Linked DNA regions of Homo sapiens: region 1 is linked to region 2. The links are chromatin contacts, found by Hi-C or POLR2A ChIA-PET in ENCODE. All regions are on one chromosome and are shown on one strand. The core of a region is the stretch at or near the end of the contact, and the rest is flanking DNA. Distances in the headings are between cores, read along the strand shown.

What was found. A loop is a pair of places that touch in the nucleus more often than their neighbours do. ChIA-PET counts read pairs that join two places held with the same protein, here RNA polymerase II (POLR2A). Pooled maps may share reads with other maps.
Region 1: a map of Right ventricle myocardium inferior shows a loop between it and region 2 (3-fold over the local background). The contact joins two enhancer-like sites. A Hi-C loop is called at or near these places in 2 of 168 maps with a recorded cell type or tissue (Right ventricle myocardium inferior and aorta) and 7 of 50 pooled maps. POLR2A ChIA-PET finds 5 or more read pairs at or near these places in 2 of 52 experiments (PC-9 and activated CD4-positive, alpha-beta T cell).

Annotation. Positions count from the first base shown.
Region 1 is chr5:159,604,622-159,609,746 of GRCh38, reverse strand. All of the region lies in intron 16 of LOC105377684 (a long non-coding RNA gene), which reads right to left. Among named protein-coding and RNA genes, the nearest start is that of LINC01845, 140 kb to the right of the region's middle. Within about 2 kb of position 3,871, at least 4 of the 41 ENCODE cell types and tissues checked have a DNase peak (open chromatin) inside an H3K27ac peak, as active enhancers do.
Region 2 is chr5:159,503,735-159,508,646 of GRCh38, reverse strand. It overlaps LOC124901123 (a long non-coding RNA gene), which reads left to right. Exons shown (of 2, transcript XR_007059022.1): 2 at 3,711-3,881. Among named protein-coding and RNA genes, the nearest start is that of LINC01845, 40 kb to the right of the region's middle. Within about 2 kb of position 3,431, at least 15 of the 41 ENCODE cell types and tissues checked have a DNase peak (open chromatin) inside an H3K27ac peak, as active enhancers do.

The DNA of each region.
Region 1 (5,125 bases), core at 2,622-5,121, 100 kb before region 2:
CAACTAGTTAAATTGATGAGCTCAGCCCCTAACAATCGCTGCTTGTCAGCAAAAGGGTGAGCCGTTTCTGCGGAAAATTATAATCTACTTCAGTCTCTATTGGTCTTTTACATATACACTGTGTCTGAAATAAAATTAAAAATTATAACATGCAAGAAGCAGGAAAATATGACTCATAGTTAAGAGAAATAAAAACTTTTCAATAGACTCAGACCCACAGATGATTCATATGATGAAATTTTCAGAGAAAAATATTTATTTACAATTATTATAATGTTTTGCAATTTGGAGGAAAGAAGCGATGGAGAATTTTGGCAAATAAACAAAAACTATTCAAAAGAAACAAATAGCAATTCTGTAACTAAAATATACCATTAAAAAGTAAAGTATTGGATGGGCTTAACATTAGACTGGACAGAGCAGAACAAAGAATTAGTGAACTGGAAGTGAGTCAACAGAAATTATCTCAACTAAAGCATAAGAAGAAAAATAAATGTAAAAATAATGAAAAAATATTAAAGACCTGTGGAACAATATAAACAAACTCAGCTAACATAAGTGTAATTGAAGTCCCAGAAATAGAGGAGAGAGAGAATAGTGAAGAAAAAATGGTGGAAGAAGTGATGGCTCCAAATTTTCCAAAATGGATGAAACACTTCAATCCATACATTTTAAAGGCACAGCAAATATAAATCAGAATAAATACCAAAAAAAAAAAAAAACACACACACACACAACAAGCACATTCTAAGGCTTTTTTATTATTTAAATTTTTATTTTTAGATTCAGGAGGTACATGTGCATGTTTGTTGCAAGGGTACATGGTGTGATTCTGAGGTTTAGGCTTCTACTGATCCTATCACCCAGATGGTGAACACAGTACCCAATAGGAAGTTTTTCAACTTTCCCCACCACAACTCCTTTTGGAGTCCCCAGTGTCTAGTGTTCCCATCTATACGTCCATGTGTACACAGGGTTTAGCTTTCACTTATAAGTGAGAATGTGTGACATTCAGGTTTCTGTTGCTGCATTAATTTGCTTTAGGATAATGGCCTCCAGCTGCATCTATGTTGTGACATAGAACATGATTTCATTCTGTTTTATGGCTGCATAGTATTCCATGTTGTATACGTACCACATGTTATTTATCCAGTCTACCATTGATGAGCACATAGGTTGTTTGTGAATAGTGCTGCAATAAATATAATAGTGCAGGTGTCTTTTTGGCAGAACAATGTATTTGTTACTTTGATGTATACCTAGTAATGGGATTGTTAGGTCAAATGGTAGTTCTATTTTTAATTCTTTGAGAAATCTTCAAACTGCTTTCCACAGGGGCTGGCTGAACTAACTTACATTCTTACCAACAGTGTATAAGTGTACCCTTTTCTCTGCAGCCTCACCACATCTGTTATTTTTTGACTTTTTTTTTTTTTTTTTGAGACATGGTCTCACTGTCACCCAGACTTGAGTGCAGTGGGACGTTCATGGCTCACTTCAGCCTCAACCTTCTGGGCTCGAGAGATCCTTCCCCTCAGCCTCCCAGGTAGGTGGGACTACATTTTTTTTTTCTGTATTTTCTGTAGAGATGGGGTTTTGCCATGTTGCCCAGTTTGGTCTTAAACTCCTGGGCTTAAGCAATATACCTGCCTTGGCCTCCCAAAGTGCTGGGATTATAGGTGTGACCCACTGCACTTGGCATTTTTTGACTTTTTAATAATAGCCATTCTGACTAGTGTGAGATGATATCTCATTATGGCTTTGATTTGCATTTCTCTGATGATTAGTGATGTTGAGAATTTTTTCACATGCTTGTTGGACACTTGCATGTCTTCTTTTGAGAAGTGTCAGTTCATGTTCTTTGCCCATGTTTTAACGGGGTTATTATTCTTTTTTTTTTCTTGTTGATCTAAGATCCTTATACATTCTGGATATTAGTCCTTTGTCAGACGCATAGTTTGCAAATATTTTCTCCCATTCTGTAGGTTGTCTGTTTACTTTGTTGACAGTGCCTTTTTCTGTGCAGAAGTTCTTTAGTTTAATTAGGTCCCACTTGTCAATTTTTGTTTTTGTTGCAATTGCTTTTGAGGACTTACTCATGAATTCTTTGCCTAGGCTATGTCCGGAAGAGTACCTCCTAGGTTTTCTTCTATGATTTGTATAGTGTGAGTTGTTATATTTAAATTTTTAACCCACCATGAGTTAATTTTTGTATATGCCGGGGTTGAGGGTCTAGTTTCATTCTGCATGTAAATGGAAAACCTTAATCATTACATTTATAGGAACAACAATAAGAATTGCAACTGACTTCTCATTTGGAAATGATGAAACATCATTTTTCATGTACTGAAATAAAAAAAATACTCTATCAACCTAAAATCTAGTGAAAATGCCCTTCAAAAATGAAGGCCAGATTAAGATATTTTCAGAAAAGTAAAAACTGAGAGAATTTATAATTGGCAGACCTGCACTGTAAAAATATGTATTAAGAAAAATTCTTCAGGCTGAAAGGAGAATGATGCAAATATGTCTATATCTGTAGGTAGAAATGAAAAACACTTGAAAGGAAAAAATGTGTACATAAATATAAAAGGAGATTTTTAAAATTTTCTTTATAAGACTTTGGCTATTTAAAGTATAGACAACAATATATTCTCTGGTTTATGATATATTAGAAGTAAAATATATGACAAATAGCACAAAAGGTGGAGGGGGTTGGTAAATGAAATTATATTGTAGCAAGGTTCTAACATTGTTCATGGATTGGCATGATAATAATTTAAGGTGGACATGATAAATTAAAGAACAACTATTATAATAATCTCTATATAACTACTAAAAATAATATAAAGAAGTATAGATAAATTTCATCAGACCAAAGAGCATGTGCCCCAAACTAAAAGTCCTGATTTGGGCCTAGAGTTAGAAAATGTAACAGGATAAATAGTAATTCTCCTCTCTGAAAATTGTCTGGTATATGTTTATGCGTTAGTCTGTATCTGACCCATATTTTTATTTTCACTCTTTCCCCCATGCCTCTTTCTTTCATTTTCTCTTTCTTCTTTTTTCTTCTCTTTACTCTCTCTCTCACTTCCCTTGTACAATGTATGCTTTTTGGGTATATTTTAAAAATTTACTTTATGTATTGAATAATGGCATATTATTTCCTATCCTTTTTTTTTCCTCAGAGAAGCAAAATATCTTACATTTTCTTTCTAAAAAATAAAATGGATTTTTACTATGTGGCCCATCCTTAATTCTTCATGTGAGTCATATTGATCTTTGCTATAGCATTATACATTAAACTAATGGCTTCTTTCTAAGTGAACTTAAGACTGTGTATGTATTTTTTGAATGGGAGCAAGTTTCAAGCTCTGTATTACAAAAAATAAATTTGTAACTTATCCTAGCTTCACATCTGAGTCCATTGCTTTCTGAAATGTCTGAGTGAAAGTAAAAGGACTAGGAAGCAGAATGCCTGGAAGTGGGAAAAAGTCTTGTATTTCTCCAGGGGAGGCATTTGAGACATATTTCAGATGGCTGATTCGTATAATTTGAAGTTACAATTGCTTGTTCATTTTAAGCAAGTTACCTGCCCATGCACCCATGCATGTGCACACAAACATACATACGCTTTGCAGGATGTTTCAAGGTAAACAGCCAAATACGTCTTATAACAAATTCTTTCTTGTATATCAAAACCATTATTACCAATATCAATTCACAGTTTCCAAAGAGAGTTAACTTTGCTTGGCTACCACATTTTCCGTAAACCCAAGGCTGTCTACACTGGTATTCTCTGCAATCAGGAAATGAGCAGATCTGAAAATGAGGTGTCCTGCTATTTGGGCAACACACAGACTGCTGGAATGTTCTTATCTTCCTGGCAAATTCACTGGGGGAACATTTGACCATGGCCACTCCACAGCACAGTTGCTGTCACTCCAGCATAGTATGCGTGGAAGAATGCAAGTGCACAACATGTTTGCCTGGAAACTTGCCCACAGTTCATTACCAGAGAGTCCAGTCTATTGTATCTTAGCCAAATTAAGGTTTGGGAAGTATTCGTTTTGTGGTGAGTTCAAATTTTCTGTGTCTTTGACCCTTATTCCTCTCAGAGAACCAAAGTAGAAAAAGCTTAGCTGTTCATAAACATAGCATATAAATTAATCATGATTTGGGTCCTGAGGCTTTTTTTTTCAATAGTGAAGGTCAAGGCAAATGCCATGACACAGCCTGTCTTTCTATAATAAACAGCTGCTTTCCTAAGAAAAGTTGCACTAACAAAATTTGTCCTGTAATAATTTCTGTCATTTATTGACTGCTTATTATCTGTTAGACACTGTGCTGAGGTCTCACAAGATCATTTCATTGACTCCTCACAGCCCTAAAGATAAGCACTATTATGATCCTCATTTTACAAATGAAAAACTGAGGCCGAGTGCTTAGATGATTTTTACACTATTCTTGATGGTGCCTAGGTTCAAAGTCTAATTCAAATAAGTCTAATTCAGAGTGTTTTTTCCTAATCACTGTGCTCGACCACTTCTCATTGAAAACAAATAAAAAATTGTTGAAATGGAGAAAAAGAGTTTAGGAGTTAGAGAGTTTCTTTTATACAGTTTTATTACTTTTGCTGCTCATTATTAGTGCAAAATGAAAATAAATTATAGAACAGTTCACAACTACAAATGGTCGACAAAAGTAAACTCACACTGAGAAACCAACCACTCCTACAAGTAGCAGTGTGCTTCTGTGTTTTGGAAAACCAACTTTTCTTATTTAAGTGATGACAATTATACAGTGATTCTATCAGAACTCTAATGTTCTGCACAGTTAAAATTGAATGCCCTAATTGGTCAATGCCACTACATCTAGCTTGCATTCTGAAAATAAGCTATTGGAGAAATGCCTGTAAATCTAAGGTAGCTTTTTCAGCTATAAATAGGCCAGGATATATATATATATATATATATATATATATATATATATATATATATATATACAATTTTTTTTTTGAGACAAAGTATTACTCTGTCACTCAGGCTGGAGTGCAGTGGCACCATCATAGCTCACTGCAGCTTTGAACGCTTGGTCTCAAGTGTTCCTCCCACCTCAGCCTCCC
Region 2 (4,912 bases), core at 2,182-4,681:
AATCCTATGACTAGTAAGTGTGGGGCTGGGATGTGATTCCAAGTTCGCCTGATTCCAAAGCTCATGCTCTTTCTACAAGTTCGGTCTGCGTTCCAAAGGCAAAATTGCAGCCCTGCTGAAAGGTGGAGGGGTGAACAATGAGTCCCTCCTCTATTTATAGACAGAGAACAAAACCAGACAGCCCAAAAGGGCAGAAGTGCCAAGAAGGAAAATAGTTTTTCTGGGTCCTTTATGAGGACATTTTTACTCCCAAAATGGAGATGGTGCCGGAAAGTAAGATTGCCCATCACGAACTGCTGCAGCAGCCAGGACAATGCAGCCAAGAAAGGACAATGGGTTCAGCACCCAGGGGTCATTAGTGGCCCTCAAGAGGCTGCTTCAACAGAGGAGTGTGTCCAGACCTGATATTTAAAGCAGTTTACAGCAAGCAACTGGTTGAGAAATCGAGGCTTCTAAAGTAGACCTACTCATTCAAGAATAGCAGTAAATATAATGATATCTGCATGTTTTAAAATTACAGGGAAGCAATGAATCAAGAGGAAAGGTTAAAAAATCAGACTTTAATAAAAATGAGTGCTTATCTTATTTTGCAGATAGAAAAGTGCAAGAAAGACATGCTATTAGAGACAGAAATAAAAATCCAAATTAACTGGACCAGCTGAGACTCTGGACTGGGAAAACATGAGTCTGAACCACTACAGGGTTCTCGGGGAGTTGTATCTTTCCTGACACACTGTTTGTTCACCCTTTTCTTTGGGCAACAGATGCCATTCCTGACCACATGGGTTGTCCTGTAAATGGTCTGGCCACTTGTGATACTTCATGCCACTGGAAACAGTAGTCAGTTGACCTAATGTGACTCAAACTAAGCCAGCCAGTCTGTCTCTCTGAGATTGGTGTATGGGCATTGGAAGAGCAGTCTTCTCTCTCCATTAGATTGTGAAGCTGGGGTCACGCAAGAGAAAGGCTTAAGCAGCCCCCCACGCATGAGCAACACAGATTAGCAATGACCTGGGCAAAGGGGATTTCTCTCTCTCAGCACCCATACGTAAAATCCGAAGAAAGGATCTCTGGACATGTGAAGGAAGCCCATTCATAAGTAGGAAAAAATGAGGCCAGTCCAAAGAAAGATGGAGAGAGAGAGAAAAACAAACAACAACCTTCAAAACTCTGAATCTAGCCAAATCTGCTCCCCATCCTGGACTTTCTCCTTTATTGGGCCATAATCAAAGAGTCCAGTTGTTTTCATTTCTAGCTGCCACAGATAAGTGAGAACATGTGCTTTTTGTCTTTCTGTATCTGGCTTGTTTCACTTAACATAATGACCTACAGTTCCATCCCTGTCGTTGGAAATGATGGGATCTCATTCTTTTTTATGGGTGTATAGTACTCTTTTTTATATTTAAGGAAGTTTGAAGTGAGTTTCTCTAGCTGGCAGCCAAAATAGAGTTCACTAACATAACTCCCATTGAAGCCTCAATCAAACCTCAATAGGTTGCCCTGTGAATGGAAATTAAAATTTTGACCTGCTGGAGCCGCTGAGAATGAATATAATTTTTTTAAAAAGGCATGGAGCTCTGTCCTCAAGAAACTCATAGTCATGGGAAGTTTTTTGCTTTCCTGCTACAAATAGGAAATCCTTCAGAAAGGTTGATGATGTCAGTGTAGGTATGTGTGGTGGGAGAGGGAATGGCAGGGGAGGCACAATCCTCTTCCAAAAGATAAATAATAATGACCAAGCTAATTATCACACTTGACAGATACACACAGGAGCCAAAGGGTGGTGCGCAGAGCTTTGTATGTTTCTCATTGAGACACATCAGCCCACCTCGAGCCTCTCATTGGGCTTCCAGACATCTTTTCTCTCTTGCCTAGCTTTTCCTTCCTTTCTTGGGATTCCCTTGTCCAGTTGGCCCTTTGGGCTCCCCTGCCCTCCCTCCAGGGCTCCCAGAAAAGCAGCTCCATTCACTCCCATTGGGAGCTGAAGAGAGTTGAGTCAGATTCCTTCATGGAAGGGGGCTTTGGGCTCTTTGGTAAAACATCAAAAGCTCAGCAAATTTTGCTCTAACAATGCCATCTCTCCTCTCACAGCACCTCTTCCATTAACTACTGCATTTGGAAATGTTTGTCTCTTTTCTCTGTCTTACCAGAAGCATTTTCCCCAAAAGAAGGGTGGGAAGAAAAGACAATTAGAGAGGGACCAGTGCTCAGGAACAGTCTTAGAACTCTCCCACAGGGCAGGCCACTGGGTGGCACAAGCTGAAGGATTCTGGGCAGTCCCCCTTCCCTCCCTCCACAAAAGCAATATGCTGTCTTATGCTTGGAACATCACTTACAAACTGTAAAGCCATGCTATGCAGCTATTAGATATCATTTTTTAAAACCCTACTCCAAAAAACTCTTTCCATACATAGTAGACCTGCAATAAGGAGGGTTTTTAAATGGAGGGATTCCATTGGTTTATAGAATTATTTTCAAATTCAGAGACCCTTGCACTGTCTTCCCCATGCTGCTGGTGAAGAAGTGAATCATTACAACCTTCCTGGTAGGTTATTTGGCAGTGTGCCTCAAAAGCCTTAAAAATGTTCATTTTTTTTTGAACCCCACAATTTTAATTCCAGAGCATGAATGGGCTCCACCATTTACCAGCCATGTGATTTAGGCTCTCTGAACCTCAGTTTCCTCATCTCTAAAATGGGGATAATATCATAGGCTGGTTGTGAGGATTAAATGAAATATATGGAATGCCTTAGAATGATGTCCAGCATACGATTACATGCTATGTGTGAGCTAAGTAAGTGATCAGAGAGAGAAGTAGAAATACATCTCAGTATTATTTTAATTGACAACATTTAGAAACATGTCTAATAATGGATTGTTAGCTAAACTAATTATGTGGATCCATAAGATGGAACATTACATGCCCGTTTTAAAAATCATGTTTTCAAAGAATATTTGATGATATGGGAAGATGTTCATAATATATCACTGGGCAAAAAAATTCGCGTTTTGAATAACATACACAGTATAATCTGAATATCAATATAAAAGGTAAAGAGAATACTTCAAAGTATTATTGGCAGGTATCTCTAAGTAAAGAACCTTTTCTGCAATGGAATCACCTGGGGAACTTAATAAAACAATCCTGCTCTAGGATACCATCCCTAGAAATTCTGATCAAATTGGCCTGGGCTGTGACCTGGGCCTCAGGATTCGTATTTTCTTCCACATGCTTGGATACTTTCCCTAGATTTTTTCCCCAAAGTTTTCTAAAATAAATATGTATCACTTTTATAATTAGAAATTAAAACCATAAATGCTGTTTAAAAGACATTTCAATTACCCCCACGAGAGTGGCTGACTAAGCAATGATTTTAGTGACTGGCTTACCAGATAGTTTTCTCCCAGGGAAAGCTGGAGTTTGGCAGAGGAGGGAGAAGCAATTCAGAGTATGAGTCACTGCCCTGGGGAACAGACCTAGGAGGGGCACTAGATGGGGAAGGAGGTGTGGGGCTCAAGGTGAGGACACTGGCCACTTGAGGGGCCAGGGCAGGGACTGAAGAGGTCCTACTGACCAGCTTTACAGGCTGAGCCTGTTGCACAGGCCACTCGGTTATTTATGGCCCTTCCTGTCTGAGGCCTTGCTAGGAGCCCCTTGTGATACTGGGGTTTCATTTGTGTGTGTCAGCATTATGCTTTCTCTTTTCCAGCAGACAGTCTTGATAAGGGGCGGGAGGAACGGACGCAACAAGGAGAAAGGAAGCAACGGAAGGTCTTCGGCTGCTAAAAAATGTAACTGACAAAGAGTCCAGGGCTGTTTGTATTTTTCTTCCTCTGTGTCTCATATTAAACACTTTGGGTCTGATGACTGAGTTTCTCCAGCCGACATAGCATTCATTTATTTTTTTCCCATTCATTCAGCAAGTCCTCCTTGAGCTCTTATTATATGCCAAGACCTGTACCAAGTCCTTTTCATCATTTAATTCTTATCTAGAGCCTTAAGCAAATGACTCAAGTACTGTGATTAGCTTGCCTTTTGCAGATGAAAAATTTGAAGCTCAGGGAAGTTACAGGCCTAACGTTGCCCAGCAAGTTGTTAATCATATCATCATCATCAGAATAGCTATTGATTATTGAGAATCTTTGTGCCAGACACTATACTGAAAGCTTTATACCCATGTGTCTTTAACCACTCCACCCCAGCAATAGCTCTGTGAGGAAAAGTTTATTATTATTAGCCATGATTTATAGATGGAAAAGCTTAGGTACAGAGAGAGAAGGTTATTCATCCAAGGCCACACAGCCATTAGGCAATAGGGAAGGATTTATACTCAAGTATGTCAAACTCCTGGCCTCCTGTTGTTAAACCCTGAGTAATGGTGCTCCCACAACTTAGTGACTGAGCTTCAGAAGTCAAGCTTAATGCCTTTAGCATGCAGTATATTTAAGACACTCACATTCAATTAAAGATGTTCATCTCAGTCTATTTTGGTTTATTCTCAATACCTGAGATTGCTACAGCCTACAAGCAAATAATATGAGGAGCTGGAAACCTACTCCAGCCTCATTTGCTTTTTTGTTCTTGTTGTTATTAAATTCTTATTCTCTAACTACTATTTCAAGCATGTGCCCATTATCATCCAAAGAACCACGGCAGAAGAGAATTATGGGAAGCTGAAAGAGAAGGCAAGAAAAGGGCACCTACTGGTTGCCACGGTGAAATGTTCGAAGGGAGAAGGAGGCAGCTATTAGCATTCAGTTTAATGGTGTGTTTAGCCCCATCCATAACTGGAAGTGTGTTTACCGTTTCATATTTCCTTAGTGAGCAGGAGCCACAAATCTCATTCTCCATATTGAAAGCCAGTTAGTGGTTCTAATTATGTGTCGGCTCACACTGTTCCTCAACCAAAGG